Regions from separate parts of the Mus musculus genome. Here regions 2 and 3 are each linked to region 1. A link is a loop called in an ENCODE intact Hi-C map of the cell type or tissue named here. Cell type or tissue: left cerebral cortex. All regions are shown on one strand. Links, peaks and the distances in the headings refer to the core of each region. The heading gives the core; the rest is flanking DNA. Region 1 holds the start of n-THatg1 (a tRNA gene). Region 2 overlaps Vangl2 (VANGL planar cell polarity 2). Region 3 overlaps Vangl2 (VANGL planar cell polarity 2).

Region 1 (10,439 bases), core at 1,368-9,367:
TTTGGCTTGGTTTGATTTTTCAAGACAGTGTTTCTCTGTGTGTAACCCTGGCTGCCCTGGAACTCTCTCTGTAGACAAGGCTGGCCTCAAACTCACAGAGATGTGCTGAGTGCTAACTTGTTTGATATGACCTGGTGCGGCAGACCCTCTTGGATCCCTTGTCTGTGTAGGACGGGTCTCTGGGTGCAGATGAGCAAAGAGTCGGCGAAAATGACAGACAGATGCACACAGGAGATTGTGTAGAATCTGAATGTACTTTGTCAAGTTGAGCATCGAACTTTTTGTACAGAAGAATAACAAGAAACCAGGCAAGATACATCCACTGAATTACAGTGACACAATACAAAAGGAATGTATACATCAAAAGAAGGCGGGGACCAGGCCTTTGCCACAAGGAAGGGAGCTAGGTGTAAAGCTAGTGTATTGTTAAGCCCACCACCAGGGGTTCTGCTCTAGCAGACCTTCTCATGAATAATGCAATACCACAACCCCCCTATTTCCTGGGCCCTGATAAATTCTTATATGAGTTTCTCAGGCTACAAAGCAAACTTCACTGGAGGGTGCATAGCAACCTGGTGTTTAAAAAAAGAAAAAATAGAAGAAGAAAAAGAAGAAGAAGAAGAAGAAGAAGAAGAAGAAGAAGAAGAAGAAGAAGAAGAAGAAGAAGAAGAAGAAGAAGACAGACTCAGCCCAAGAAACCTTTCATGTACCACCCTGACTCCATCTTAAGGATAGAAGCCATTTTGCTAAAAGGTCAAAATAAGTTTGTTTCTGGTTGTTGCAAAATTCAAGCTTGACTGTGCTCTAACCTACTTCTGGAATTTTACATACTCTTCACCCTGTGGAGTTTGACTCACACCTAGAACATACCCTGATAAAATGCTCTTTCAAATAATTTAGAAATGTTCAGCCAAGTTCCTATGTAACCAAACCTCATCTGGAAACCCCTAATCCCTAGCCTTACAGTTCTGGGGGGTTATATAAACTCCTGCCTTCAGCTTTGTCTGATGTTATCTTCTCAAATCCCACTTTAGGGAGATAGCCCTATCTGATAGAAAATAAAGTTTGCATAATTTGACCAAAGATTTGTGTAAGGGTCTTTACTCTTGTTTGGTGGAACTAAAACCTTCCATCTTTAAGGCATTCCCTGGGAACAGACATATTTGGAACATCCGTTCCAAGGTTTGAGGTGCCTCTTCAAGTCTAAAAAAAACTGTAATACCAAGCCTGAGAGAAGCTACACAGAAAGGATCAGCAGCTTACACAGGGGTGAATCAGCTAACTATGGCCTAGAACCGCAGGTGTCTAACTCCCTAGGGCCAAGATATGCCTACAGAGAAGGCTACAGAAACCTCTTCTGTGACTTTGTTCAAGAAGACTGACCTCATCGTGTGAATTTAAACAGAAGCTGTAGTACCTGCTCTTGGTGGGCCTTCTCCACTACTATCTGCTTGTAACAAGGTCATGATAATGATAGAGTTTTTGAGTATTATATTGGTCAAGGTTCTTTAGATTAACAGAGCTTACAGAATGAATATATACTCATATTAATAATATATGTTCATACATATATATGAGATTTATTAGAATGACTTATAGGCTGTGGTCCAGCTAATCCAATAATGGCTGGCTATGAACAGAAAGTCTAAGAATCCAGAAGTTTCCCAATTTACAAGGCTAGATGTCACAGTGAGTCTTCACTAGACACTGGAATCCTGTAGAAGTGGGCTCTAATGCCAATGAAGGAGTAGATTTGCAAGTGAGGGTGAAAGCAACCAAGCAAAGAGCAAAAGTGTCCTTCTGCATGTCCTTATATGGGCAGACAATAGAAGGTGTGACCCAGATTAAAGGTGGATCTTCCTGCTTTAAGATCCAGATCAAAGGCAAGTGTCTTCCCACATCAAAGATATGGATTAGAAGATCTTCCTACTTCAAATTAAGAAAAAAAATCCCTCACAGATATGCCCTCCATTTTTGGATTTTAGTTAATTCCAGACATAGCCAAGTGATAACCAAGAATAGCCATCACATGTATCCATTAAGGCAGATAGTTGCCAGAACTTTTATCTGCATGATCTTGTTCCAACCCAAACATCCCAATGAGGACACCCATAAACCCCATTCTCGTTTTATGGAAGAGAAAACTTAGCTCCAGAGTTATAGATATATCGCAGTGGGTAGGGCACTGGCCTAGCACGCAGTAGATCTCCAGAACTGCATACATCAGGTGTAGTGGGACATGCTTACTCGTAGAAGTCGGAAGACTTAGAAGTTTAAAGGTCATCACCCTGTTCCACACACTAGATAGCAAGTTAAAAGCTAGTTTGAGCTACCCGAGACCTTGCTTCAAAACCAAGCAAGAAACCCCCAAAGTTAAGAGTAAGACAAAACATTTCTCAGAGAGGCTCAGAGTGTGTCCTAGTTGGTGGGATGGGGTGGGTTTCCTGGCAGGATGGGGTGGGTTTGTTGGTGGGTTGGGGAGGATGTAGGAGGAAGCTCTGCACCTACATTGAGAGTGACACCAATAGCAGATCACTGGAGCCAGAGAGGCTCAGGAAATCTGCACAGTGCTGTCAGTTACAGACATTTTAAAGATAAGAAAGGGGGTTGGATCTGGTGCAGTCATAGCACCAACAGAAGATACTGAAAAGTCCTTCCTTTTCTAGGAACTGGTGTTCAGTACTCAGCATTCAGCACTTGGCACTTCATAGAGCAGATACCATTTTACAAAGGTCCCTGCTTCGTTGGTGACTTGACAGCCTAGGATGTTCTGTGGACCACACTCTTGGGAAACCAAGGGCCAGTGTTATGGAACTACTTACAGAACATAGCTAGATGGTGGGGTCAAAACCTTGACTCAGAGCTACACAGCATCCAGCAGGCTGAACTCTGGGGAGGCAGAGGTTGTAAGTAATCTTCCTACACACTCCTAACAGTTCCCTAAACATTAGAAAGATCACACAGGGACCAGCGCTCACAAAGAAACTCCTAAAGAATTGTTCAGAGGTATGACCAGTGTCTTAGACTCTACCTGGAAACAATACCAAGACCTAACCAGGATCTGCAATGCAGTTTTCCAAAGAAAATCCCAGAGAAAAACACCACCCATCTGTGTGCCAATACCTGAAACCTGAGTTTACAAAAATGCCCAGGGATGAGATGGACTTCTAAACACCTAGGAAGGGATGCTGAGAGGCTCAAAACTAAACCAAGCAAACAGACCAGACAGTGTTCATGTACTGGATTTTCATCCAGCTCTTTCATTTACACAGATTCCTCCTTTAATACCAAAGTCAATTTAGCAGGCCACCTTTGTCCCACTCTGCTCTTGTCTCTACCCTTCTTCCCTTCCTCCTCTCTCCTCCTCAGTTGGGTTAATCTTTTTGTGCACTGTGTAAAGGTTACCCTTGTATTATTCAAATATTGGTTTACCTACCCGCAGAGCTGTTTACAGGCCTGACCTTGGTATTGTTATTTTTATTGGATCATCACACCTGCCTAAAGATTTCGTAAACATTTTCTCCATCATCTTCTGATTGGTTTAATAAAGATCTGATGGTCTATAACAGGACAGGAGAAGAAAAGTGAAACTTCAGAGTATAGATAGGAACTCTGGGAAAGAATCAGGCCTGGGAAATGCTCCAGCCAGACATGGAGAAAGTCAGACATAGTGACTACCTGTGGAGTTACTAAGTTATACAAGCTAGTCGAGAACAAGCCAAAGATACAAAGCACATTTAAAATAAACCTTTGTGATTGTTTCTTGAAAAATTTTGACAATGTGAATTAAGAGTAAATATTTGCATTGCATAAAAAACAGATAAAAGGCCTCAGCTTTTATAACTAGTAAAAAGTCATTATTGGGAGCTGGCGAGTTGAGGTGGTCTAACAGTATTCGGCTCACCAAATGTAGGGCTAGAAATCTAAACTTAGGCAGACTAGGCTTTAGGCCAAGCCCAGCATGGAAGCCTGGGACACGGTTTCCTAGCAACCTAGCAAACCAATGAGCAGAAGGTGACAGAAGGCTCAGAGCAGCTGAGATCCAGCTGACCTGCAAGCCAGCAGCACCTGCAGGCAAGCAGGGCTTATGAGGACCAGTGCAGAGGGAGGCCTTAATGCTCATGTCTTGCAGAAAGGTAGCTCAGAGCTGGACAAAGCACAAAGTTGATGGATGTGGCAGAAGCCACCACTGAAGACAACCCTGAATCAGAGGCTTGCAACATCTGCTGCTGAGGACTGAGTGAACGCAGGAAGCCAAGATCAGGAAGTCGAGATCACAGAGGAGCCTCTAAACCTGTACAGAAACTAGCAATGACCAAAAGTAAGAGTTTATGTAAGTGTGGATGCAGAGGTAAATGTTTAAGTTTGAAAATAGTAAAAGAGAAACAAATAGCAAGCTTAAATAATAAAGTCTCCAAAGAAAGGAGAGAGTTGCAGAGTTTAAAATATATTTTTTTTCTATGTTTAAAAAAAAAACTCAGAGGGCATTTGGACCTTGTATAATTTTGTTTCAATTATCAGCATAGAAATAATTAGATGTGCAGTAATGGCTGCAATTTCATATATCCTCTTTAAGAAAGATCAAAACAATCTTCAGAGGAATTCAATCTAAAACCCATGGCACCACCTTGTGATAAAATTGCAGAATGGCAACCTATAGAGATGCAATACACTGGGTTAAGAATAGAGATACACTGAAACTTATTGAGGAGAAAGTAGGGAAAACCCTCGAAGATATGGGTACAGGGGAAAAATTCCTGAATAGAACAGCAATGGCTTGTGCTGTAAGATCGAGAATCTACAAATGGGGCCTAATAAAATTGCAAAGCTTCTGCAAGGCAAAAGACACCGTCAATAAGACAAAAAGGCCACCAACAGATTGGGAAAGGATCTTTACCTATCCTAAATCAGATAGGGGACTAATATCCAATATGTATAAAGAATTCAAGAAGGTGGACTCCAGAAAATCAAATAACCCCATTTAAAAAATGGGGCTCAGAGCTAAACAAAGAATTCTCACCTGAGGAATACCGAATGGCTGAGAAGCACCTGAAAAAATGTTCAACATCCTTAATCATCAGGGAAATGCAAATCAAAACAACCCTGAGATTCCACCTCACACCAGTCAGAATGGCTAAGATCAAAAATTCAGATGACAGCAGATGCTGGCGAGGATGTGGAGAAAGAGGAACACTCCTCCATTGTTGGTGGGATTGCAAGCTTGTACAACCACTCTGGAAAGCAGTCTGGTGGTTCCTCAGAAAACTGGATATAGTACTATTGAAGGATCCTGTAACACCTCTCCTGGGCATATATCCAGAAGATGTTCCAATCGGTAAGAAGGACACATGCTCCACTATGTTCATAGCAGCCTTATTTATAATAGCCAGAAGCTGGAAAGAACCCAGATGCCCCTCAACAGAGGACTGGATACAGAAAATGTGGTACATTTACACAATGGAGTACTACTCAGCTATTAAAAAGAATGAATTTATGAAATTTCTAGGCAAATGGATGGACCTGGAGGGCATCATCCTGAGTGAGGTAACTCAATCACAAAGGAACTCACACAATATGTACTCACTGATAAGTGGATATTAGCCCAGAAACTTAGGATATCCAAGATATAAGATACAATTTGCTAAACACATGAAACTCAAGAAGAACGAAGACCAAAGTATGGATACTTTGCCCCTTCTTAGAATTGGGAACAGAACACCCATGGAAGGAGTTACAGAGACAAAGTTTGGAGCTGTGTCAAAAGGGTGGACCATCTAGAGCCTGCCATATCCAGGGTTCCATCCCATAATCAGCTTCCAAACGCTGACACCATTGCATACACTAGCAAGATTTTGCTGAAAGGACCCAGATATAGCTGTCTCTTGTGAGACTATGCCGGGGCCTAGCAAACACAGAAGTGGATGCTCACAGTCAGCTATTGGATGGATCACAGGGCCCCCAATGGAGGAGCTAGAGAAAGTACCCAAGGATCTAAAGGGGTCTGCAACCCTATAGGTGGAACAACAATATGAACTGACCAGTACCACGGAGCTCTTGACTCTAGCTGCATATGTACCAAAAGATGGCCTAGTCGGCCATCACTGGAAAGAGAGGCCCATTGGACTTGCAAACTTTATATGCCCCAGTACAGGGGAATGCCAGGGCTAAAAAGTGGGAGTGGGTGGGTAGGGGCATGGGTGGGAGGATATGAGGGACTTTTGGGATAGCATTGGAAATGTAAATGAGGAAAATACCTAATATAAAGTATTAAAAAAAAAAGAATAGAGATTCTATGTGATGATGGCACTTTAGAGCAATGAAATACAATATCATATATATTTCATTTTGTAGAGTTTGGAAAATTAAAATACAAACATACTTTGATACATCATACAACTGATACATATTCAGAATCCCAAAGGGCTTCTGCCTTGAGTTCTGAAAAAGAAAGATTCTGAGATTGTATGTACATTTATTAGAAATAGTGTTTAATCTTAGAGATGCCTTTGTAGATAGAAGCTGATGATGCTTTATGGCATATATATCCAGTAGAGTGCAATGTTTTACACATTATAGCATAAAACATGTTACAGATATATCTTACAATCCTACAGGTCAAGCAATTGTAAACCATCTAACTACCCTTTAAAGGAAATGTTCATAAAATGTAAGGGGGATATGGCATCTACCAAAGGCAGATTAAATAATACTTTACTATCTTTCGAATGTTTAAAATGTTGATGAGACATGTAGCACAGCTCCTGAAAAGCACTGGATTTTAGAAAGGACTCATGAATTAAACCAACCCATATACTATAAGGTTGTGCTAACTTCAGAGTGGAAGTCAAGAAATGTGTTGGGGGAGAGGTTTCAACAGAAAACGAAAAATTGTGGATTCCTTTAACATTAATAAAGATTTTTTTTAAATCGAAATTAAATTAAAAATCTAAATTTGATGAGGGGGGCCTCCTGAAAATGCTGGCTGCATACATGAAAGAAGAAACCAAGAAAAACAACAAAACAGGTAACATACATGCCAATCCTTCTATGTGGGAACAGCTGGTAGACAGGCTGGGACATGAATGTCTCTGCACAGCCAATAAATCTTGTTGGCTACAGAGTCCTCGGGACTTATTACATGCCATCCTGTCGTATAACATGGATGGGGATTTATACTGCAGTTTGGGTATACTCTCCAGATTTATAAAGTTTGATGCCTTTCATGCTCAAACAAAGAGCAAAGAATCATCTTTAGATGTGTGCACATTACACATTCCATACATGTTACAGGTATGTATATTACCTTTAAAAGTTTATGTGTTTTCAGAGCCAAAGGTCCAAACACCAATGAAGACAGGACAAGCAGCCCAGGTGATGCAGCCTCACAGGCAGCCTCAGTAACTGTTTTCTCAAAAACCTATAGCCATGACAACTTCAAAGGCTTCAGTCAGGACTTCAGTCAATCCCTGCACTTTCCCATCACACCCTGGACAGCAAATGTTAATGGATAGGTCTTCTTGGACTTGGCCAATATCCCAGTTGTTTTGTTTTGTTTTGTTTTGTTTTGTTTTGTTTTGTTTTGTTTTGTTTTGTTTTGTTTTGTTTTGTTTCAAGACAGGGTTTCTCTGTGTAGCCCTGGCTGTCCTGGAACTCACTCTGTAGACCAGGCTGGCCTCGAACTCAGAAATCCGCCTGCCTCTGCCTCCGGAGTGCTGGGATTAAAGGCGTGCGCCAGCACACCCGGCTAATAAAGGAGTACCAGTCCCAACGAGCCAGACAGGAGTCGAACCTAGAATCTTCTGATCCATAGTCAGACGTGTTATCCATTGCACCACTGGTCCGCAGACCCAGTTTTCTTAGGTTCCCCAAAAGATGTCACCACCCTGGAAAGGTGGAAACTTCTGGTTCCTTTGGAAAGTCAGTTATGTCAAATGATATTTTGCTAGGGCACACAGGTGAAAGGACGTTTTGCTAGAGCAGATATCTGAAAGAACATTTTGCTGAAGCAGACACAGGTGAAAGGATGTTTTTGCTGTAGCAAACATGTAAAAGGACACATGATGTTTAGAAAGAATATAAATATGACCCCACAGACAGTAGGAGGGAAAGCATTGGTTTGCCCTGCTCTACCTTGCTAGTCTTTGCTGATGGCACACACATATTGGCTCACTTTACACTGCATTGCTGAGCTTTGCTTGCTGTGACATCATAGAGAGAAACTCATCAAAGAACTTCTCTGTATTTGCCAGGCACTGGCAGAGCCTCTCAGGAGACAGCTGTAACAGGCTTCTGTCAGCAAGCTCTTGTTGGCATCCACAATAGTGTCTGGGTTTGGTGGTTGTATATGGGATGGATCTGCAGGTTGCACAGTCTCTGGATGGTCCATCTCTGCTCCACACTTTGTCTCTGTATCTCCTCCCATGGGTATTTTGTTCCCCCTTCTAAGAAGGACTGAAGTATTCACACTTTGGTCTTCCTTCTTCTTGAGTTTCATGTGTTTTGCAAATTGTATCTTGGGTATTCTGAGCTTCTGGGCTAATATCCACTTACCAATGAGTGTATATCATGTATGTTCTTTTGAGATCGGGATACCTCACTCAGGATGATATTTTCTAGTTCCATCCATTTGCCTAAGAATTTCATAAATTCATTGTTTTTAATAGCTGAGTAGTACTCCATTGTGTAAATGTACCACATTTTCTTTTTTTTTTAAATTTATTATATGTAAGTACACTGTAGCTGTCTTCAGACACTCCAGAAGAGGGAGTCAGATCTCATTACAGATGGTTGTGAGCCACCATGTGGTTGCTGTGATTTGAACTCAGGACCTTTGAAAGAGCAGTAGGGTGCTCTTACCCACTGAGCCATCTTACCAGCCCGTACCACATTTTCTTATCCATTTCTCTGTTGAGGGACATCTGGGTTCTTTCCAACTTCTGGCTATTATAAATAAGGCTGCTATGAACATAGTGGAGCATGTGTCCTTATTACATGTCAGAGCATCTTCTGGGTATAGGCCCAGGAGTGGTATTACTGGGTTCTCAGGTAGTACTATGTCCAATTTTCTGAGGAACTGCCAGGCTGAATTCCAGAGTGGTTGTACAAGCTTGCAATCCTACCAGTGCCTGACAAATAATAGAAGTGGATGCTTGACTGAGCACAGGATCCCCAGTGAAGAAACTAGAGAAAGGACCCAAGATGCTGAAGGGGTTTGCAGCCCCATAGGAGGAACAACAGTATGAACTAATCAGTGCCCCGAGAGCTCTCAGGGACTAAACCACCAACCAAAGAATACACATGGTGGGACCCATGGCTCCAACTGTATATGTAGCAGAGGATGGCCTTGTCCGTCATCAATAGGAAGAAAGGCCCTTGGTCCTGTGAAGGCTTGATGCCCCAGTGTAGGGGAATGTCAGGGCCAGAAAGCAGGAGTGAGTGGGTTGGTGAGGAGAAGGAGTGGGGAGGGGATAGGGGGTTTTCAGAGGGGAAACCAGGAAAGGCGACAACATTTGAAATGTAAATAAAGAAAATATCTAATAAAAAAATGAATAAAAAAGAACTCTCATGAGGTTCCTGTGGCTTCTTGCCACTTCAGCAGTCTTGGGTGATTGGCGAACCTTGCAGTGGCTTCTGGATTGAATTGCCCTACCTGATTTGTGTGTGGTGCCTGCCAAGTGGATTGGACTGCAGCTGCTGATTCATGTTTGGTGTTTGCTAGTGGACTGGACTGAGAACAACGAAGATTGAAGTCACTCCAAAGAACTATTTCTAAACAGGTCCACTTCCCCTATATCCTAATAACCTTCCTTTTCTACTACCTCTTGTGTGTGGTAAGCTAGAGGGGAGTTTGAACCCTTATTAAAGCAGGTTGAGAAAAATTTATGTCTATATCACCTCCAGACAGCAGGAAGCAATTTTAAGAGCATGCTATCTACATCCCCTAGAGGTGGAGTGGGTGGTTTTTGGTCACTCAGTGGGTAGCTGATTAGGGGTTTGGTTACAAATTGTTAGTAGTCTTGGTCTAAGAGGAGACAAAGGAAAAAAAAGGTTAGATTCAAGGATTTATTTCTCTTTTTCTCTTTCTTCCCTCTTTCCTCCTTTCTCTCCTGTCTAGTGTTAGGGGGAAAGCAGGGAAAGGAGATGTGAAGTGGAAACTTAAGGGTTCTTTGGAAAGACGGTTGGATGGTGTTCTGCTGGGGCAAACATGTAAAGGAATGCTTAGATTAAGTGGACACAGATGAAAGACTTAAGACAGACTCATGATGGAACATTTAGCTGAAGCAGACACAGGAAAAAGATGTTCTGCTTAAAGTACACACATAAAGGAACACATGATAAAAGATTCTTTGCTAAGAACACACATGTATTGGTCCGCCTTACACTGTGTAGTTGAGCTGCATTTGTCAGGACTCCATAGAGAAAAACACACCAAAAATCTT
Region 2 (10,439 bases), core at 1,191-9,190, 340 kb before region 1:
TGAAGAAGGGTGGCCAAGCCAGATTCGGTAAGACCCTGATTCTTGGGTAGGAATCAGAGAGGGTGATAACAGGCAAGGGCCCACAGATGAATGCCTCTTCCGGAGAGCACCAAAGGAGTAACTGGCCAGGCAGGACTACCCTTCTTGATCCCTGGCTGAGAAGAGAAAATGGGGCCTACCAGAGACAGACCCTGATCCAAGCAGAACTTTTAGCTTCTTTCCCATTTTCCCAGCCTCATCGTTTTCTGGCCAAAGTCTTCTCACATGAAAGGCAGGTAGTTGCATCTCACAGGCCTGCTTCCAGCCCTCTCCCTGTCCGTGGAGAGGAGGAAGGGTTAGCCCCTTCTGAGGTGTGCGCCTGTGATCCATTCCTCCCTCCCTCTCCCCTCTGGCTGAGTCACCCTGGCTTCTGCTTTTTCCTAGATGCATCCTCATTGTGTTCTCCTTGGGTCCCCAGCCCAGGTCTGAGAACCTGAGCTGCATTGCAGGCCTGGGAGCAGTGGCAAAAGGACACAGTGACCACAGGCACACACACACACACACACACACACACACACAGAGACACAGAGAGAGACACACACACACAGACACACACACACACACCCCACTTGACTCTCCACTCAGCTGAGGTAGAGTCAGTTGGTCCTGGTCTGTGTTTACCCTGCACCCCTATCTACTCACACACCCTGTACCCCAGGGCCCTGCTCTCTCTGCCTCTTGCCAGGTTTTCAGTTTATATTTTCTTGAGGCCTCCAATTGTTTCCATGAAGAAACCCGATCCCAAGCTCAGACAAAAGCTGGGGCTGCCAGAGGAGAAACCCCATTCTCTCCCCCTCCATCCCATTCCCCCACCTCTATAACCTTTCTCGCTTTGGATGCTGGGTAAGGGTTCCAGGACCTGGCTGCCATCACCTAGGCAACAGGGGGCTTTGGTTGCTATGGTGATCAATGTGGGAGAAGCTGGGCAGCCGGGACAAAAGCCCCCACATTCCCCTCAGCCCTCCTCCCAATTCCCTTGGGATGTTACTGAGACACATTCCATTAATTTTATTTCTGAAAGGCTTTTGGAGGGGAGAAGGGTCTCCTTTTTGTGTCGGGCTCTCTCTGCTCCCCCCTCTCCTCTTTGGCCTCCTTTTAACCCCAGATAATCCATGACTGGTTTGAGCAGGGGACTCAGTGCTTGTGTCTGTGTCTTGAGGAGTGGGGTGCAAGTTGAGAAACAGTGAGGCATATTGGCTTTTTACAGCCTCTGCCCCTCAGCTGGGAGCAGCTCAGCCCTGTGCCAAGTCCAGACTTCTCTCCTGTCTCCTCACTGCTCTGACATTTCTACTTGTTGATCTCATCCGCTGGTCCCCTCCTCCACTTTGTTTCTTGGGAACACTGCCCGCTCGAGAGACCCTCCAAACCTGATTTTTGAGACTGATTAAATAAGGGGAATTTCTGCCCATCTCTTGGCCTACCTTTCATCCCTTCCCAGTGCTGGAATTAGCTCCCTTGGGTACCCAGTGGGACAGCAGGCAAAGGCTTCAGAAGTTGTGGTCCTTTGGGTCCCTGTGTTTGGTGGTTGAGGGAGGAGCGTGTCTTGCTGCATTTTGGGACAGCCTTCTGTGTGCCAGGGCTGTGGGGTCTGTCCTTGGCTGGGGAGGAAAGTAGGGGGCTCCAGGCTATGTAGCTCAGAGCAAAGAGTTGAGAGATGACTGGCACCCTGTGTGGCTAGAAAATTATCTGCAGGGGAAACAGTAGCTTTCACCTCACATCTGGGTGTGTTTGAAGTAGTAGGCTGGGGTGTGTGCGCTCCAGAGTTCTTTATTTAGTCCCACGATTTATTTATACCGCCGCCTTCCCTAGTTTCAGAGGAAGTGGTTGGGGACTGGAGTTTGAGAGCTTATTAATTGCTTAACTATTAGTAGCTACACAGTCTATGAAAGCGCTTCTTTCATCCCTGTGTTCCTTGCAGTTACCCCACGAAGGAGGTATCTTCACCTCTTGTTTTACCGAAAGACCCACCAGCCCGTAAGCGCAGTAGGGTTAGTAGCTTGCCCACGAGTCACCCAACTCAGTAACGGAGAGCCAGGTTTTAAACCTGAATCTTTGTGTAAATTCCAGGCTCTTTTGGCCACTGGCTCTGAGATGCGGTGCAGGTATATGGGGGTGAGGATGAGGAAGGAGAGGGTTCTAGTGTCTGTCTGGATCTAATCCGGAGCTCTGCTTTGTCCTTTGGCTTCATCATCCCCTCTGTAATCCGTTGGTCTCAGAGCCTCCTGGCAAAGCTCAGTCTTTAAGGGCAGAGCTAGAAGGACCAGGTGGGAACCACATCAAAAGTGTCGCAGCTGCACCGTCTAAACCGTACGGAGGAGTGAACCAGTAGAGTGGGTTCCTGGGGGTGGGGGGAGGGGAGGGGAGCCCAACATGTAATTTGCAGACAGAAGGGGTGAGCATGGGATGGACCTTGTGTGTTGCCCTGTTTTAGAGAGGTTCAGTTTTGTTGGAAGGATGTCTGTCCCTGAAGTATGTGTCTACCACATGTTGCTTTGATGTGGGGGATATTGAAATCACTGGCTCACGCATTGTCTCCACAGAACTCTGTCAGGAAGAGAGATGAGTAGATTTCACATTGATTCTTATCTCCCCACAATGGCATTCAGATAGGCAGGCGTATTCATTTACTCCCTGGGTATCAGTTACTGTATCCACAGGAGGGGAGATGGATGCAAATATGTATCCTCCTTCCTTCTGCTCCTCCTCCAAGTCCAGGCAAAGTCATTGGAGAAACAAAGCAAGTGTGTTTCAGTGCTTTAACATCCCAAACTGCTCAGCGGGATCAGGTTGTGGGTTGTGTTGATTCCTTCCTAGAACTCCACTTGTCTTTTTGGCTGTCTTGAGGCTTCACTCTGCTGGCCTCTTAGCCTCCTTCTCAGTCTCTTTTTTTGCTCTTCTTGTTCTCCTGGACACGTGCCGTTTGGAGATCTTGCATCCCATCTCCGGAGCTCAGTACAGCGTCTCTGCATGTTGACCATACCTTCTGCACAGACTCCAGCTCCTTGGACACCCAGCTGCCCATTCCTCACAGAGCTGCCGTGAGCTTTGTGTGTGCGGGACAGCGTACTCCCAGCCCTCTCCCACAAGCTTGCTCCTCCCCACAAGTGCTCCGGCATAAACTCTCCCAAGCTTGCTTCTTCTAGTTCTCTGCCCTACCAGAGTTCAGTGTCTGCTCCCTTGCTCAGGGTAGGTTTTTTTTTTTTTTAATTATTTAAATTACACTTTACTTACGTATTGTGTGTGCTTGACTGGGTGGTTTTGATGTGCCCGTGTCCCCCCTCCCCACTTCATCAGGTCTAGTTAGTTCTGCAACTCCATTTCTTATGTCTCACTTGGGTCTAGTGGCCGAGTCCTCCTGCTGAGGGACCTTCTCACCGATCGCTCCGTTTCTGCTTCTTCTTTCCAATCCAAGTCAGCACAGCTAAATAGGCTTCCCAGTAACCTGCAAATAAAACTGCAAGTCTTTGTGCGGCTCCTACAGCTTCTGCCAGCCTCTCCCTGAGCTGTGTGGTGTATTGTTTCTTAATTGCGCGGAGCCATTTCTTGACTTGGCCTTCCATGGTATGGTGTCATTCCCTCCCTTTCTTGGGCTTTTTCTTCTTTTCTTCGGCATGGTCAGATGTCATTTTCCCAAGTTTCTAGACATTCAGTTTAAAGTTTCTCCACAGGGCTGGGGATGGAGCAAGCCCAGTGGCAGAGTGCTTGCTCAGTATACAGGGTTCAATCCCTGATACATTTGTCTGTTGCTGGGTAACCTCGTGTTCTTTTCCTTCCCCCGCACTGACTAAAGTGGCTGCTTGTATTTATTGCCTACCTGTTAGTGTACATCTCCCCCCAGACCATATACCCAGTTATACCACAATATCCAGGTCATAGCAAAGTATATGGTTCACTGTAGGTGACTTAGAGAGCTTTGCTTATCAGGGAGTGGAGCCAGGAGGTGCTCAGGCATAGGAATGACTTAAGTTAGTGTTGCCAGCATCAGTGGAGAAGATGACCTTGGTTGCTAGAGTACCTGGGGCATCTGTGAGAGTTGGGGCTGGGCTCTGAAGGATGATTGACAGGTGACAGGTGGCTGTTGAAAAACCATTCAGTGTAGATGGAGGAGGCTGCTCGTGGGCCCTAAGTAGAAATAGGCTTCTGTCTTGCTTGCCCAGGGATGTTAGGCGTTTGGAAGATGCTTCTTTTTGTTTTTTATTCTACCATGCCAATCTCTATCTCCATTCACCCACGAGAGAGAGAGAGAGAGAGAGAGAGAGAGAGAGAGAGAGAGAGAGAGAGAGAGAGAGAGAGAGATATTTAGATTTTGTTCTCGAAAGCTTGTACATACAAACTTGTGTCTCTGAGTCTCTGTTTTCCTGACTGAGAACAAGAAAGCAGTGCTTTAATTCTTCCCCATCGGGCACCCCAGTTGGATGATTCTGGGTGTCCTTCTTGCCCTCGGAGCTTGTGCTAGCATCTTTCCCAGCCTGGAATACTATGGGTGGGGAGGGTCTTTCCAGCTGACAAAGCCGGAGGAGCTGAGACGGTTGGGCAGAACAGGACCCAGGAATGAGGTATTCTCATGGAGCGCCTGGGATCCCAGGGGAGATGTTTTTTCCTTTGTGTCCTGTCCTATGGAAAGCCTGAGCTACCCTCTAAGCAGTTGCTTTATCTTCTCAGGGAGCTGCCGCTTGAATTTCTCTGAGATAAGCCCACTTGTCCAGCAAAATAGAGTCCCTCAGGGTGACGGTTGACTTCCTAAAGGTGCCTCTTGGCCTGAAGAAGCCTGTGCTGAAGGAGGTGGCTGTGGGACCCCCCAAGAGGTCCCAGCCCGCGGCCCTGGAGCGCTACAAGGCACGGCGTTCGGACGCCATGGACACCGAGTCCCAGTACTCGGGCTATTCCTACAAGTCGGGCCACTCCCGCAGCTCCCGGAAGCACAGGTGGGTCTAGCTCCGAGCGGATCAGGCTGGTAGAGAGAGGTGGTGTATGCTAAGGTGGTGGGGTAAGGGGCTGCCGAAGGGACCTGGAATCCCCTCTTGACCTTTGTTTCTGTTTCTCTGGCTTCCTGCTGCAGGGACCGCCGGGACCGACACCGCTCTAAGAGCCGGGATGGGAGTCGTGGAGATAAATCAGTGACGATCCAGGCTCCGGGAGAACCCCTGCTGGACAATGAGTCCACGAGGGGGGATGAGCGGGTGAGCACTGGGGCTAAAGTGGTTTAGATCAGATATTTTGTGATCCTCTGGGGTAGGTGGAGTCTCCTAGGCAAGTCAAGGACTGATAGAGATCTAGGATACATCTCACCCAAGATCAAGAACGGTATCTTTTTTGTTTGTTTATTTATTTTTTTCGAGACCAGATCGACTTATGTAGCTTGTTTTTGTTGTGAGACAGTGTGGCCCTAGCAAGCATTGAACTCACAGAGATCTGCCTGGCCCTGCTTCCAGAGTGCTGGATTTAAAAGTGTGCACCACTATGCCTGGCCCCTGGACTGATTTTATAAACAGAATCCTCCTGTCCCTGAGTCCCAAATGAAGGGACTACTATGCCTGTCCTTTGTTTCGTGTTCCAAGGGGGGATCTTGTTGCAGGGAATTCAGGGAATTTAGATGTTAGTGGAAACTCTTTTGGAGGTACTAGTTTCAACCTGATCTCCAGGGGCAGAGGTGGTTTAGCTGAGTGAGGAGAAATTTCCCTGCTGTTCCGAAGCTCCTGGCAGCCAGTAAGGTTGGCGCAGGCTGGAGTAGGAGGGCAGCGGTGGTGGTGGGTAGGCCACAGGTTTCCCTCGAGCCTCAGATGTTCGCCCTCTGCTGTTAGCTTGTGGAACAGCATCATCTAGGTCCTAGGGAATAGGGGTTTGGAAAGAGTCAATGGAGCTGGTTGGGGCACTCAGAAGAGAGACTGGGCAGTTAGAGGGGGCACCTTGGAAAAGAGCAGTTGTTTCTGTCCTGACTTCTGGTCCATTGCACTCCCTGGATAGAGAGGACAGTAGGCAAGACACAGTCCAGGAATTTAGGAGGGACAGGATTTGTGGTGACACTGAGATTGCCCAAGTCTATTCTTATTCTTTCTTCTTGGGAGTATCTTAGGCAGTGGAGACTCTTAGCTTCTTGTTCCTGGGTGGGCAGGGGCCTGTCTGACATTGGGAACTGTTTTCTTTCTGTAATATAAGGCCTCATGGATTTTTGAAGTGACTTTGAGGTATGATTAAACTCACCTCCTGTTGGGTGGGGTTTCCTGCCTTGATCTTTGAGAGGGTAGGCAGTGTATCTGGGGGTCACTGGGTGAGGGTGGGGTGGCTCCAGTCCCACAGCTGACAGTGGGCAGCTCTTCTGCCCTGTATATTCAGATAAGATTCTTCTCCCATCCTTGGGAGAGGAGACTCCTCAGCTCTGTAGCCACTGGCCCATCCAGGTGGCCTCCTACTCTGCACTGCATATCTCAGTCCTGTAGTTTGTATCCCCTGGGGTTTAGGGTAGGATTCCATATGCCCAGGCTGGACGTGAACTGTGGGTCCTGAAAGTCCTGGTGGTCTTGGGAGATCTCTGTAGGATACTCTCTAGCCAATGCAGAGAAGCAGCTTTGAGCAGACCACACTCTGAAGGGCACCCGAGAGCCCATCTGTCTATGCTGACATCCACAGATCTTGTACCATGGGTATTCGGGTGGTCACCCCACAGAGCTAGCTTTATAGAGACCCACGGTGACCCTGAGTCTGCAGTGAGTTTCCCATCTTTTATTTAGGTCATTCACTGATCTTCCTTTCCCTTCTTCTCCTTGAATGAGAAACTGCAGTAGCTCCTCATGGCTGGAGGATAGACAAGGTCTCATGTAGCTCAAGCTAGCCTTGAACTTACTGATGTAACTGAGGATGGCTTTGAACCCCTGACCTTTCTTCCTCCACCTCCCAAGTGCTAGGATTGCAGGCATATACCACTGCCCCTGGATTTTTCTTTTTTTCTTTTTGAGATTGTCTTGATTTGTGGCCCAGGCTGATTTTGATCAGCCTCCTGTGCTCTGGGATCACAGACATGTATCACCTCACTTGGCTGGAATAGATGTCTGTTCCTGGCATCGCCACACGGCCTGCTCAAGTGGCTTTGACTTCCCCTTCCTAGCCACTGTGCTCTCTGCTCCTGCACGTGGAGACCCCTGCTTCTCTCTTTCCTCAGGGTGCCTTGGTTCATGAATCTCTGCCCTGGATATTCTAGCTCTGGCTTCTGCTGAAACCATGGACTAGTGCACAGGCTGGCAGAAACTTAGGAGAGCCCATCTAGAACATGAATGCTGGAACAGGTTCATCGGCATCTTGTTTAAGTGCAGATTGTGGCTTAGTAAATAGGGGATGGGCCTGCCGGTCTGCCTTTCTCCCATTCGCCCAGGCGATTTCCATACTGCTGGTCCGCAGAGTGCATTCTGACTAGCGGCCCCTAGAGATCGCTTAGCTCCGAGAGTTCCCAATCTTGGCTGAGCATTATAATCATCTTGGGAGCTTAAAAAAAAAAAAGTTGACAAGCAGATCTCACTTTGCATAATTGGTATGTTTTCCAAGCTCCCTCGGTGATTCTACTGTGTGCAGCTGGGGTTAGGAACCACTAATTCAGATGAGCTTCTTGTATGTCACCCGCTGCTGGAGGTCAGCTCGGGTCCTATCACTGTCTGGAAGCTGCCTGCTTTGCCTGGCAAGCCTGCCCTTGGGTCACTGTCACTGCTCGAGACGCTCCCTTGGCAGTTGTCCTGTGCTCCCCTTCGAGGGCCATCGATGCACATGTGGTATCTTTCCCCCTGACCTCAGTGCAGCGCCCCAGGGACTTGGGTTTTAGATGGCAGTTTCTGCAGCGACAAGACAGGCACACAGTGAAGCTCAGTGACTTCTGATGACTGTATATGTGTTGATTTCTCTTTCCTGTCCGCTTTCCCATGTGTACCTCTGCTCTGCCTGCCTTTTCCGCTCCACCCACCTTCCCGACTGTAGGATGACAACTGGGGAGAAACAACAACGGTGGTCACGGGCACTTCTGAGCACAGTATCTCCCATGATGACCTCACGCGCATCGCCAAGGACATGGAGGACAGTGTCCCGTTGGATTGTTCCCGCCACCTGGGCGTGGCGGCAGGGGCCATTCTGGCGCTGCTCTCGTTCCTCACCCCGCTGGCTTTCCTGCTGCTGCCTCCACTGCTGTGGCGGGAGGAGCTGGAGCCGTGTGGGACGGCCTGTGAGGGCCTCTTCATCTCCGTGGCCTTCAAGCTGCTCATCCTGCTGTTGGGCAGCTGGGCTCTGTTCTTCCGCCGGCCCAAGGCCTCACTGCCCCGAGTCTTCGTGTTACGAGCTCTGCTCATGGTGCTTGTCTTCCTGCTGGTTATTTCCTATTGGCTCTTCTACGGTGTGCGCATCTTGGACGCCCGGGAGCGGAGCTACCAGGGCGTGGTTCAGTTTGCCGTTTCTCTAGTGGATGCTTTACTCTTCGTGCACTATCTGGCCGTAGTTCTGCTGGAGCTCCGTCAGCTCCAGCCCCAGTTCACACTCAAGGTCGTGCGATCCACAGATGGGGCCAGCCGCTTCTACAATGTCGGCCATCTCAGGTATGGGTGCACGGCAGTAAAGTGGGACTTGGTGTAGGACAAAGATGAGACCCAGATGAGACCCGAAAAGGTTTAGGGGAAGGAGGGGGAGGGGGAGGGGGCGGGGCGAGGGTGGGATGGCGAGGACAATACGTGATGAACTAGTGGGGCTGGGCGGAAGGTGGTTTGCACATAGTAAGAGTTCAGTGGCATTTTCAGCCTAACGACAAAGTCGTGGGCAAGATGTCAGTGGGAGTTGTGAACTGGCAGTGACGTGCAATTCGAAATCAGGACCCTTAGAGGAGGATGGGCCAAGAGGAAGAGAGGTAAGGGGTATAAACCGAAGGTTTCTAGCCTTTTCTCGGAGGCATTATTATTATTATTATTATTATTATTATTATTATTATTATTATTTTGTGTGAGTAGTCAGTACATGTTACTGAGATGAGCCGGCCAGAGATGGACCGCCAGAGGGAGAGATAGAAAATTAGCTCCTACCAGGCTTGTGGTCAGAGGTCAGCGGCATCTCTTAGGTCCTATCAGAAACCTTGGGAGAATGTCGGAAGGGATGAGGAGCCCCTTGGTTGGGGCTTATTTACCCCCTGGCTTCAGCATAGAGGAAATGAGTAGCAGACCCAGCCTTGGGAAGGTGGCAGGGGCCTGGTAAGTATAGACCTCAGGCTTGAGCCAGGCTTCCTGGAAGCAGCTTGTCCCTGTCATGTGCCCTCTCCAGCCCTGCCGACCTGCCCTGATGTGTCCCTTCCCCTGCGCCCCTTGTCTGTCCCTTCTCCCTCTCCCTCCTGCCGTCTCCCCAACAGCATCCAGCGAGTGGCAGTGTGGATCCTGGAGAAGTATTACCATGACTTCCCTGTCTACAACCCCGCCCTCCTCAACCTGCCCAAGTCCGTCCTGGCCAAGAAAGTGTCTGGCTTCAAGGTGTATTCTCTCGGAGAGGGTGAGCGGCCCTGCTCCTCCACCCCTCCCGGCCTCTTCCTAAGCAGGACCCCAAGCTACCTCCCTTGCCTTTTCCTTTCTCTGGCCTGTGTCCCAGCCCCTCTGTTCTGTCATTCCCCTTGACTTCAGGTAGCTGGTCATAGCTGCTATCCTTTTTATGCTATGGTGTAACCCCTGGTTTAGCTCCTGTGTCTGCTCATAGCCCTGGTCTCTACACTCTTTGGCCCCGAGCTGCAAAACCTCCTGCATCAGGAGGAAAAGATATATATATGCAGAATTCCTCCCCTTTCAATGCCTTTCTGGTCGCTTTCTTGCAGTTTCTCCCAGAGGTGGCCAGGAGGGCCGGGACGGGGAGGCATTGCTGGGTGGTGGGGACATATCCTCTGGCTGTCAGGCCACGTTACCCCGAGTGCAGAGGCTGCACTTTTTCTGACCATCTCCTCTCTCCTGATCTCGTACAGAAAATAGCACCAATAACTCCACGGGCCAATCAAGGGCTGTGATCGCGGCTGCGGCACGGAGGCGCGACAACAGCCACAATGAGTACTACTACGAGGAAGCCGAGCATGAGCGCAGAGTGCGCAAGCGCAGGGCCAGGTGGGTGCTGGCTGTGTGAGTCCGGGGCGGGGCGGGCACCTGAGGGAGGGGAAAAGCCAACTGAGTGGTACCCGTGGGATGAACTGGGCTGAGAAAGCTCAGGAGACCCCTGTACCTGATGAGAACGGAACAGTGATGATACAGGGTTTGTATATTCATTTCCCAGTGCTTCCGTGACTGATCACCACGGACTCTCAGCAGCTGTAAATCTACACATTTATTATTGCTCTGTTCTGTGGGTCAGGTTCAGGCTTGCTCGACCGCCTGCTTGGACCCTGAAGGCTAAACTCTGTACACCTCCCA
Region 3 (10,439 bases), core at 1,664-9,663, 330 kb before region 1:
GGAAGCAGCCCAAGCGATCTTTGCATCCATGGCTCGTGCCATGCAGAAGTACCTTCGCACCACCAAACAGCAGCCTTACCATACCATGGAGAGCATCCTTCAGCACCTGGAGTTCTGCATTACCCACGACATGACGCCCAAGGTAGGCCTGCTGCTTCCAGCCCTTCCTCTCTGTCCAGCTTCTTGTCTCTGTTGGTCACGGCTGTTTCTCCTTCCCATTCTTTGCCTCATTTTTTTTTAAAGATTTATTTGCTTTATGTATATGAGTTCACTGTAGCTGTTCAGGTGTTTGTGAGCCTTCGTGTGGTTGTTGGGAATTGGATTTTGTAGGACGTCTGCTTGCTCCATCCTTGCTTGCTCACTCTGTCCCTGCTCCCCCTGGCCCAAAGAATTATAAATAAGTACACTGCAGCTGTCTTCTGACGCACCAGAAGAGGGTGTCAGATCTCATTACAGATGGTTGTGAGCCACTGCGTGGTTGCTGGGAATTGAACTCTGGACCTTCGGAAGAGCAGTCAGTGCTCTCAACCGCTGAGCCATCTCGCCAGCCCTATCTTTACCTCTTCTTGAGAATTTCCTTTCCTGTCCCCATTCCATCTGTCTTGTCTGTGCAGAGTGGAAGAGGCATGGGGAGACTTTGGAACTATTCGGGGGATTTCAGAGGCCTCTTTCTCATTTTTATAAGGCCCTAGAATTTCTACCTTCCAAGTCTTACACCTTTACCTTGCTGACCCCTTCATCCCCAAAGGAAGATTTTGCCTCTGCTGACTTTTATCGATTGGCTTACCTCAACCTCGTTGCCAGCTTCCTATAATGGCGCTCTCGGAGCCTTCCTTGTTGAGTGGGTGATAAAGAGACTGGGAATGTAGCTCAGTGGTAGATCAGGCCTGAATTCTTGATTTCATTTACCAGCAAAACAGTGTGTGTGCACATGGATGTACACACACACACACACACACACACACACACACACACACACACACAGAGTGTTGCACTTGAAGCTTTTCTTGGCCCACTTCCCTCTTAGTGTAGGCCTACATGGTTCTAGTCATATCAACTGTATGAAAGGGAAGGAAGAAGGAAGAATGAGGTTCAAGTAGCTCTAGCCACAGCCTGGTGCAAGGAACAGGGTGAAGGATAGGGGTGAATTCCAGTCCTGACTGGAGCTGTATCACTTCTGTGCATGTCATTGTCCCCATCAATATATTAGGAGTCTCTGGCTGTCTTCTGCACTCACATTTGAAGATACCAGTTCATGGGTATAGAATGAGCTTAGAAACACCCTAGCTATCTTAGAAAGCTGTGTCACAGAGGATGAAGGGTGGGTGGGTGCACGAGATGCCCCAACAGTATCTTCTCCCTTCCTCAGGCCTTCCTGGAGCGATATTTGGCTGCTGGACCCACCATCCAGTACCACAAGGAACGTTGGCTGGCCAAACAGTGGACCTTGGTGAGCGAGGAGCCGGTGACCAATGGGCTTAAGGATGGCATCGTGTTCCTCTTGAAGCGCCAGGACTTCAGCTTGGTAGTGAGCACCAAGAAGGTGCCCTTCTTCAAACTCTCTGAGGAATTTGTGGATCCCAAGTCACATAAGTTCGTCATGCGGCTGCAGTCGGAGACCTCTGTGTGACTTTTGCAGCAGCCGCGGAGGAGGGATGTGGGGGGTTCCTGCGGAGTGGGAGGGGCTTGGTTCTCTGGCCCTGACACATTTCTGCCAGTCCTACTTCCTCTTGCTCTTGTTTGTTTTTGTTTTTTGTTTTTTGTTTTTTTTTTTACTTGAATTAACTTATCCTGTACCCAGTCTCCCCTCTTCCTCAGTTTTTCCCATCTGGAAATCTGGAGATAAATCTTGTTAACAATACCTGGGAACCACCCTGCCCTCCAATTTTGTATCACTCCAGGCCCTGCAGGAAACAGTGCCTCACAACTCTCCCATCCCCCCACCCCATTCTTCCCCCGCAAACCTTCCCTGGATGGAAGCATTCAGGGCCTTCCGGATTCTACCCTTGCCTCCTGAGCTCCAACTTAGAAATGTACATTCTTAGAGCCGCGCTCTCTAGTGGCCCCTGATAGAGTTTCTCTTGGGGGCACAGCTCTGACCCTAGAGGACCATGGTGCCAAACTCCTGTGGGACAACAGCTAATCCTATCCTCGGTCCCTACGCTTAGCCCTGAGTCCCTGGGCAAGGATGCACCTGTGACATAATCCCAGAATTAGGATTCTCTCTGCAGTCTTGCTCGCCAGTGTTACAGCTGTGCTTCCTGGTACACACACACACACACACACACACACACGGACACACACGGACACGGACACACACACACAGCACCTCACAGATACACACACTCACACACACACACACACACACACACACGGACACACACACGGACACGGACACGGACACGGACACACACACACACACACGGACACGGACACACACACGGACACACAGCACCTCACAGATACACACACACACATACACACACACACACACACACACACACAGAAACATAGAAGAAGGGGAAGTGCAGTCTTCTACTCAGGAGTCTTTACTGCTGTTTCTGACTTGTATGGTCATGTGATCATAGGCAAACAGAGGTGGAACCTCTCTGACCACTTTACCAGGGCTGTGGGGAAGGTGTAATGTGTCTTTCTTAGACAACTCCCGAGAGGAAGGGCAGGATAGACCCCTGAGGTTGGAGAGACCCTTGTCACTGACCTCACTTGTCCCTCTGAACCCACTGACCTGTTCTTCCCCACCCTTCCCCATGAAGGATACATGTTGACTTCTTAAGGACTCCATGACATGCAGACCCTGACCAACCTTGGGGTCGAAGACATTTTGTGTTTTGCGCCAGCTACCACAGTCCTGCTGAATTCGGGCTCCGAGACCTGTGGCCTCGTCTCTTATGGGGAGGGGCCAGGAACTCCTTCTCATCCCCTGCCTTAAATCCAGTTCTTTGCCTCAGGGGTCTCTTTACCATGGCCTTCCAGGGTCCCATCCTCTTTTCTCCCGCCTCGCTTTCTGGGCTCTTTATCAGGGTGAGGGACCAGGATTACTGCCTTTTGTGGGTATTAGCTCCTCGCCCCATTCTAACTAACACAGCCTTTGCAGCAAATCTGAACGAATCTCAGTAGTCACTTTGAGCAGGATTCCCTAACCCTCTAATGGATATTTTTCAGAGTAAACTTGAGCCTTTAAATTAGACACCTTTAAATTATTTTTTACCACAAGGACTAGAAATAGGGAACACCCACATCTTTCTTTCTGGGATCCATGCGGATGACTGTCCTGGTGGCTTCGATGGAGAAATGTCCCTGTGTCACTTCTTTAAATAACCCTCAAAGCCCCTGCACGGGCCCTTCACGTCCCTGGGTATTCTGCTGGTATTTGCTGTGCAAAGCACGCCCTAAGATGGGGTACCTTTGATCTCACCGTGCGGCTGCAGGATTCAAAGTGGAAGCCTACCTACCAGTTACTAAAGGGCTTGTCCATTAGGGCTTACTTTGTTCTCATGGGAATGGTCTTTGGAGCTGACTTACGCAGGGCCTCGAGGTTAGCTTAGGGCTGTGATAGAGGTGCCTGAATAAATTCCAGTGAAATTACGATGTCCTTGGGTAATGGGAAGGTATCTTTTCTTTAAAAAAAAAAAAAAAGAAAGAAAGAAAGAAGAAGAAGGAGAAGAAGAAGAAAGAAAATTCAGGTTTCAGAGGAGAACCTTTTGAGTCACGTAAATACCTCACTATCCTGGAAAGCAGGGCCCGGATGGTGATTGGGGTCATTGCCTTTGTGGGCAAGAGCGGGTTTTGCTGTTGCTTTGAGGAGTGGGTGGGTGGGGTGGGCCGAAGGAAAAGATTTGGGATCTTAGTTGATGCCCTAGGTTAGGGGCACAGGAGTGTTTATTTTAAGAACCTGCCATGTTTTTTAATCACTGTGATATTTCCATTCCTTTTATCCTAAAACAAAGAGAAGAAGTTTCCCTGACTCCCTGTCTAAGCACTAAGGGCTGTGACTTAAGAATGGTAGCGTTTTGGTCCTTCGTGTCAGAACTGTGGTATCTTCGTCTGCTTTGGTTGTTATTATTTTTTAAGATGTCAGGATGAATTGTCAAATGTATGGCTCTGTGTGTGCGAGGTGTGTGTGTGTGTGTGTGTGTGTGTGTGTGTGTGTGTGTGTGTGTCTTTTGCTTCTCCAGAATGGGAAGTTGTCTTCATGCTGTGAACTGCTATGGGTGGGCAGCTGACCCAGTCTCTCTGAGCAGTTTCCTCAACCAGCGCTGTCCCACCGGTGGCTCCGTGGTTTCTCATGCTTGCACTGCGGGCATGAGACTAGCCTGCTCAGCTCTCTCACCATAGGGGATGCTGGGCTGGGCTACTCCAGTGCACTCTGTGTGTGTGCTCCGGCTGGGTGGCATCCTGGCTCATCCCCACTACACAACTTGGCCTTTGTTTTCATGACCTCAGTGCGGGCTTACCGCTCTTCCCTCTACACCAGGACGCCGTGCCTCCACACCAGGACACCGTGCCTCCGTCCATCACCTACCTCGCCACTGTCACCCTCCCCATTGGTCCCTTTCCAGTTTCTCCTTAAATGTATGTCTTTGTTCTCTCTGTTGATCTCCCACTTCCTCTGATCCCTGCCATTACGCTCTGTGCTTTCGCTCCTAGCTGGCTGGCCACAGCATTCCCGTTGTGAATCCTGATTTAATAAAGACAAGGAGGCAGGATTCTCTTAGTCCCTGTTTGTCTGGGTCCCTGCTCTCCCTGTTGGTTGGGCCTAGCTCTGCCTTGTCCCTTCCTGGTGTCTGTCTGTCGGTCTTTTTTCTTTCCTCTCTTCTCCCCGTGGGGCAGCATCTGCTGATGGATTCTGTTCTGATTGTGTGATTGTTGTAATTTGTCCTTCTGTGCGCAAAAGGAAGGGCTTCTTGAATCTCTTCCAAGTGAGATTGTAAATGTAGAACTTTCCATTGTTGGATCTAGATTTTTTAAAATCCTTTTTCTTCTCTCTCTTTCTTTTCTTCTTTTTTATTTTCAAAATTTTTAAAACAAATTTTTGGGGCTATTTTTTTTTTGTTTGTTCCAGAGCTGAGACCTTGTGCATGCATGTAGAAAATTGTAAAATGTAAATTTTTTTTAATATATAAAAAGCTTGTTTTTACATTTGCAGTGGATTAAACATTATGGCAATTTTAGGGACTTTTTTTTCTTAAACATAGGAACTAAAACTGTACAAAAATTTTTTTTATATATAAAATAAAGACATTTGACTTTAGTGGGGGTTTTCTGTTGCTTTTCTTTTTTTCAAAGTGGGAGCTAAAGGTGGTCAGGGAGGAGTCCGGGCGGTAGGGGGCAGTGTGGGCCTTGTCATGCCACTGCCTCCAGCCAGTGTGGAGAATGAAGGGAAATGAGAAACTGCTTGCTGTTAACTGGATTCTGAGGTGAGAGAGCTGTGATGGTTAATCATCTGGGGGTGGGGCTCAGGGTGAGTGTCAGCCTGCATCTTCCTTTGTAAGCCTGTGTTTGCATGGCCTCCAGGTGAAAGTCAGACAGTGCTGACATGACGGCTCCTTATGTTTCATTTATAAAAATCCCCCGACATTACATCTGGTTTTATTTACTTTTTAAAAGATGGGGTCCTGGGGCTGGAAGGATGGCTCAGTGTTAAGAGGACTTGTGGCTCTCACAGAGGACCCCAGTTCAGTTCCCAGCACCTACATTGGCGGTGGCTCCTAACTACCTGTAACTCTGGCTCCAGGGGATCTGGTGTGGGGCCCGCTTCTGGCCTCTCGCACTTTCTCTCTCTTTATATATACATATATATGTATACGTACATATATAATATACATATCTAATGCATAATTACATACATTATATGAAAATCCTTTTTTCTTTATTCTTCTCTCCTACAGTAGATCCTGACTGCATTTTCCCTTCCTCCACTCCTCCAGTCCCCTCTCCCTGCCTCCCTTCTCTCCCAGTTTCACTGTTCCTCTGTTTTTCTTCAGAAAAGAGCAGGCCTCCCAGGGACATCAACTGAGTGCAGTACATGGATGAGTGCTCGCCTTGCTTCACATCCTCAGCAGCATGAGCCGTCACTTGTGTTATTGACCTTAACCATTCTGACAGGTCTAAGATGAGATCTCAAAGTACTTTTGATTTGCATTTCCTAAAGTGGACATAATGATGAATGGAATCGAATCGCAGGCCTATTGAAGATCCACACACCTGTGGACACCTTAGTTTTGTTAAAGAAGCCAGAAACACATAATGGAAAAAAAAAAGCATCTTCAATAAATGGTGCTGGTCTAACTGCACGTAGAAGAATGCAAATAGATCCATATTTATCACCCTGCACAAAACTCAAGTCCATGTGGATCAAAGACCTCAACCTAAAACCAGATGCACTGAACCTGATAGGCGAGAAAGTAGGAATAACCTTGAACTCATTGGCATAGGAGACAACTTTCTGAACAGAACACTAATGGCACAGGCATGGATTCTCATGAAACTGAAAAGCTACTCTAAGGCAAAGAACACAGTCATCAGGACAAAACATCAGCCCACAGAATGGGAAAAGATTTTCACCAACTCTACATCTGATACAGGGCTACTACTATTCAAAATATATAAAGAACTCCGGACACTAGGCCTCAATAAACCAAATAATCCAATTGAAAAATGGGGTGCAGATTTAAACAGAATTCTCAATAGAGGAACCTCGAATGGCTGAGAAACAAAGAGATGCTCAAAAGATAATCTTAGGAGAGGGAGGAGGTCTTACTGTGGAGCCCAAGCTGGCCTTGCATCCCTGGGTTCCAGAGATTCTTCTCCCTCAACTGCCAGAGTGGTTAACACAGTGGAAGTCTGCGGGGGGGTCGTGGTGGCGCACGCCTTTAATCCCAGCACTCGGGAGGCAGAGGCAGGTACATCTCTAAGCTTGAGGCCAGTCAACCTGGTCTATAGAGTGAGTTCCAGAGCAGCCAGAACCACACAGAAACCCTGTTCAGGTTCTGGAAACAAACAAACAAACCAAAAAAAAAAAAAAAAAAAAAAAAAGGTACCTCCATAGCAGGCTCTCTGAATTCATGTGCTCTTGGCCTCTTCTCTCCCCACCCTACCCTCCCTACTCTGTAACTAGGCTGCCCTCGCACTCACACTTTCCAGTCTTCCTGTCATTGGCTCGGATTTCTGATTGGTATTACAGGTGTGCTCCAGGCTGGACTCCTAGTCTTCGAAGGTTAAACCTAAGCTCTCCTCTGTGGAGATGGCACGCTTATTAGATAATGCCCTCCTTTCCTCTCGCTCGTGGCTTTTTCAGGTGTTGTGGGTGTGGATATAAGATCCAATCTATTGGAGATGCCAGATCAGAGAATCTAATCTAAATTGGGGTGGGGGGCCCAATCAGTGTTCAGCAATGATCGTAAGGGGGTGTGTGGTAGGGGAGGGGTTTTAGGATTCGAGAGGGTACCCCCTTGAGATTAGGTTTTATTTCTATAAGCATTACTGGTCTCTCTCCCCACATAATGCTGGTGGGCAACAAAAATATTGTTCATGAGGCAGATGAGATGGCTCAGAAGTTAAGAGTGCTGTATGTTTTTCTAGAAGACCTAGCAAACACAGGGCAGCTCACAATCATCTGTAATTCCAGCAACGTAAGGGGATATGATACCCTTTCCCATCCTCTGAGGACACCAGACATTCATGTGGTATACAGACATCCACACATGCAAAAACCCCATATGTATTTTTAAGCCCTTCTTTAAAAAACAACAGTGGTTAAGAATATTGCTATGAATAATTGGGTAGATTAACATACTAAGGACTGGAAAGATGGCTCAGTCAGTAAAGCGTCTGCCACACAAGCATGAAGACCTGAGTTCAAATTCCTAGTACTCATATAAAAAGCCAAGGAGCTAAAGGGGTCTGCAACCCTATAGGTGGAACAACAATATGAACTAACCAGTACCCCCGGAGCTCGTGTCTCTAGCTGCATATGTAGCAGAAGATGGCCTAGTTGGCCATCATTGGGAAGAGAGGCCCCTTGGTCTTGCAAACTTTATATGCCTCAGTATGGGGGAACGCCAGGGCCAAGAAGTGGGAGGGGGTGGGACTTTTGGGATAGCATTTGAAATGTAAATGAAGAAAATACCTAATTAAAAAAATAAATTAAAAAAAAAACTGGGTAGCAACTGGTTTTGCTGAGGAGGAAGGGAGACAGACAGATCTCTGGAACTCATTGGCCAGTCAGCTTAGCTTCACCCTGTCTCGAAAAATAGGACAGAGAGCAATCAAGGAAGACACTACCTTCACATGCATGGATATGTGCACATACCCACACAAGTTCAACACACACACACACACACACACACACACACACACCAATATGGACACATAGGACCTTTAGCCATTGTTGTTTTGTTTTTTTTGTTTTTTTTTAAAAGATTTATTTATTTATTATATGTAAGTACACTGTAGCTGTCTTCAGACACACCAGAAGAGGGAGTCAGATCTTGTTACGGATGGTTGTGAGCCACCATGTGGTTGCTGGGATTTGAACTCTGGACCTTTGGAAGAGCAGTCAGGTGCTCTTACCCACTGAGCCATCTCACCAGCCCCCTGTTGTTTTGTTTTGAGATAGATAGGGTCTCATATATCCCAGACTCTCTTGGAGATGACCTTTAACCTCCTGAGTTCTGGGTTTTTAGGCCTACATCACCACGTTCAATTTAGGTCGTGCTAGGGCTTTCTGGATGCTAGACAAGCATCTATCAGTTGAGCTATACTCCAGTCCCTTGTTTCTTTATTAAAGATTCTTTCTTACATGGGCACAAGAATACTTCTCTTGAGACAACACCCCTGTCCTCTTTGTAGTTAAGCCTGTGGAAGATCACTTCTATTTGTTGTTCTCAGTTCACCTCGCGGTCAGATTTCGACTTACTATGGCTGAATCTCTACGTCAAACCTTTGAATGATTGAAATATAGAACAAATGCCTCTTAGTATACTAAGTTTTGGTTCAGTGCCTTGATATTCCCAGCCTGGTACTAAAAGTACTTTACTTTGGCTGGTAAAGATAGTGGCTATGATGCTGCTCTCACTGAATTGACCCTTGTGGACTGTGGAGCAGTCTATTTAACATCTTGAACCTCTTCCTCTAAAAGGTGGTCCAGGCTGGGCATGGTGGGGGACGCCTTTAATTCCAGCACCCTGAAGGCCGAGGAGGCAGATGAATCTGTGAGATTGAAGCCAGCTTTGTCTATAGAGTGAGGACAGCCAGGGCTACGCAGAGAAACCCTGTCTTGAAAAAAAATCCCAAACCCAAACCAAAAGCCAGTCTAGGAACAAATCGCCCTTTGACTGGATCTCAATGCTTGTCAACAAGACCATATTTTCTTTTGGGGTTTGCTAGAAGGGACAGTCGTGTTCTCAGTCATGTGTCAGGTAACAAAGGGTGTTTGTAACCGTTAGCTACAGAAGCTACAGTCTGGAAGCACTTCAGCTATCACCGAAGAAGGCAGGGACTCAGCTTAGTGCATTGTCAAGGTCATGACATAGCTGCTCCAATGGGATTGTCTAGCCTTTGGCTTTGTAATGTTGCTGAAAAAAAAATAGCAGGCTGTGGTTCTTGGTGAGGTGACACGATGTTACACTCAGTGATTTGTTATTAGCTTATTTTTTTTTTTGTGGGGTGGGGAGAGGAACAATTCAATCTACAGAACTGAAAGTCAACTACATAAGATAGCTCCTGATTTTCTTTATTAGTCTAAGCAAGTGATGGGAAGGCTCTTCCAGTTGCTGGGAAAGTTGCATGGGAGAAAGTCAGCTTTTGGAAAACTATTGCGTCAGTGCATGGTAAAGTAGTAGGAAGGAGAGAGGGAGGGAGGGAGGGAGGGAGGGAGGGAGGGAGGGAGGGAGGGAGAGAAAGGCAGGGAAGAGGGGGAGAGGGAGGGAAGGGAAAGAGAAGGAGGGAGGGAGGGAAGGAGGGAGGGAGGGAGAGAAAGAGAGAGAGAGAGAGAGAGAGAGAGAGAGAGAGAGAGAGAGAGAGAGATATGCAGCTTGGAACAGCAAATGTCACACATGGAATCGGTGGAATAGTGGGAAAAGGTACTGGCTTAGATGGTTTAGGAAACATGGGCAAGGCATAGGTTTCTCTTACCTCAGTAAGTTTCAGGAAGATGTTTCTTTATGCTAGACATTGGGATGCAGAGATATATAAACCATGGCTTCTATTCCCTAGGAGCTCCCAGGGCTTTTGCTAGCACAAATGAGAAATACTATTGTGGCTATTTTGTCTCCTACTGTTGACACCTAAGTTATTATAATGTCCCCCAGAGGAGGTCCAGGGGACAGACTGAAGCAAGCAGTGAGAATGTGAACCATTTTGAAGCCACCGCTCAAAAGGCTACCTGTACACCGGTATCCTGTAAGAGAATCTGTGGT

Evidence for each region. A loop is a pair of places that touch in the nucleus more often than their neighbours do. Peaks named below come from ENCODE experiments on the same cell type or tissue, not always from the same donor. Only the 100,000 strongest peaks of a DNase experiment are listed, where the experiment ranks them.
Region 2: it touches region 1 in a loop (2.9-fold over the local background); 3 of 42 quality-filtered maps call a loop at or near these places.
Region 3: it touches region 1 in a loop (2.3-fold over the local background); 3 of 42 quality-filtered maps call a loop at or near these places.

What each region holds. Positions count from the first base shown.
Region 1 is chr1:171,666,841-171,677,279 of GRCm38, reverse strand. n-THatg1 (a tRNA gene) reads right to left here and starts at 7,841; the gene lies at 7,769-7,841. In left cerebral cortex, for the core only: a CTCF peak has its summit at 4,622 (motif pointing left); DNase peaks (open chromatin) are centred at 3,968 and 4,635; H3K27ac peaks cover 430 bases.
Region 2 is chr1:172,007,608-172,018,046 of GRCm38, reverse strand. Vangl2 (VANGL planar cell polarity 2) reads left to right here. Exons shown (of 8, transcript NM_033509.4): 2 at 4,702-4,964; 3 at 5,099-5,219; 4 at 7,999-8,606; 5 at 9,404-9,540; 6 at 10,001-10,136. The coding sequence starts at 4,894. Among named protein-coding and RNA genes, the nearest start is that of Vangl2, 14 kb to the left of the region's middle. RefSeq lists an enhancer at 1-2,278. In left cerebral cortex, for the core only: CTCF peaks have their summits at 5,844 (motif pointing left) and 7,438; DNase peaks (open chromatin) are centred at 1,783, 5,821 and 7,480.
Region 3 is chr1:171,995,793-172,006,231 of GRCm38, reverse strand. Vangl2 (VANGL planar cell polarity 2) reads left to right here. Exons shown (of 8, transcript NM_033509.4): 7 at 1-142; 8 at 1,370-5,272. The coding sequence ends at 1,630. Among named protein-coding and RNA genes, the nearest start is that of Vangl2, 26 kb to the left of the region's middle. In left cerebral cortex, for the core only: a CTCF peak has its summit at 5,336 (motif pointing right); a DNase peak (open chromatin) is centred at 5,358.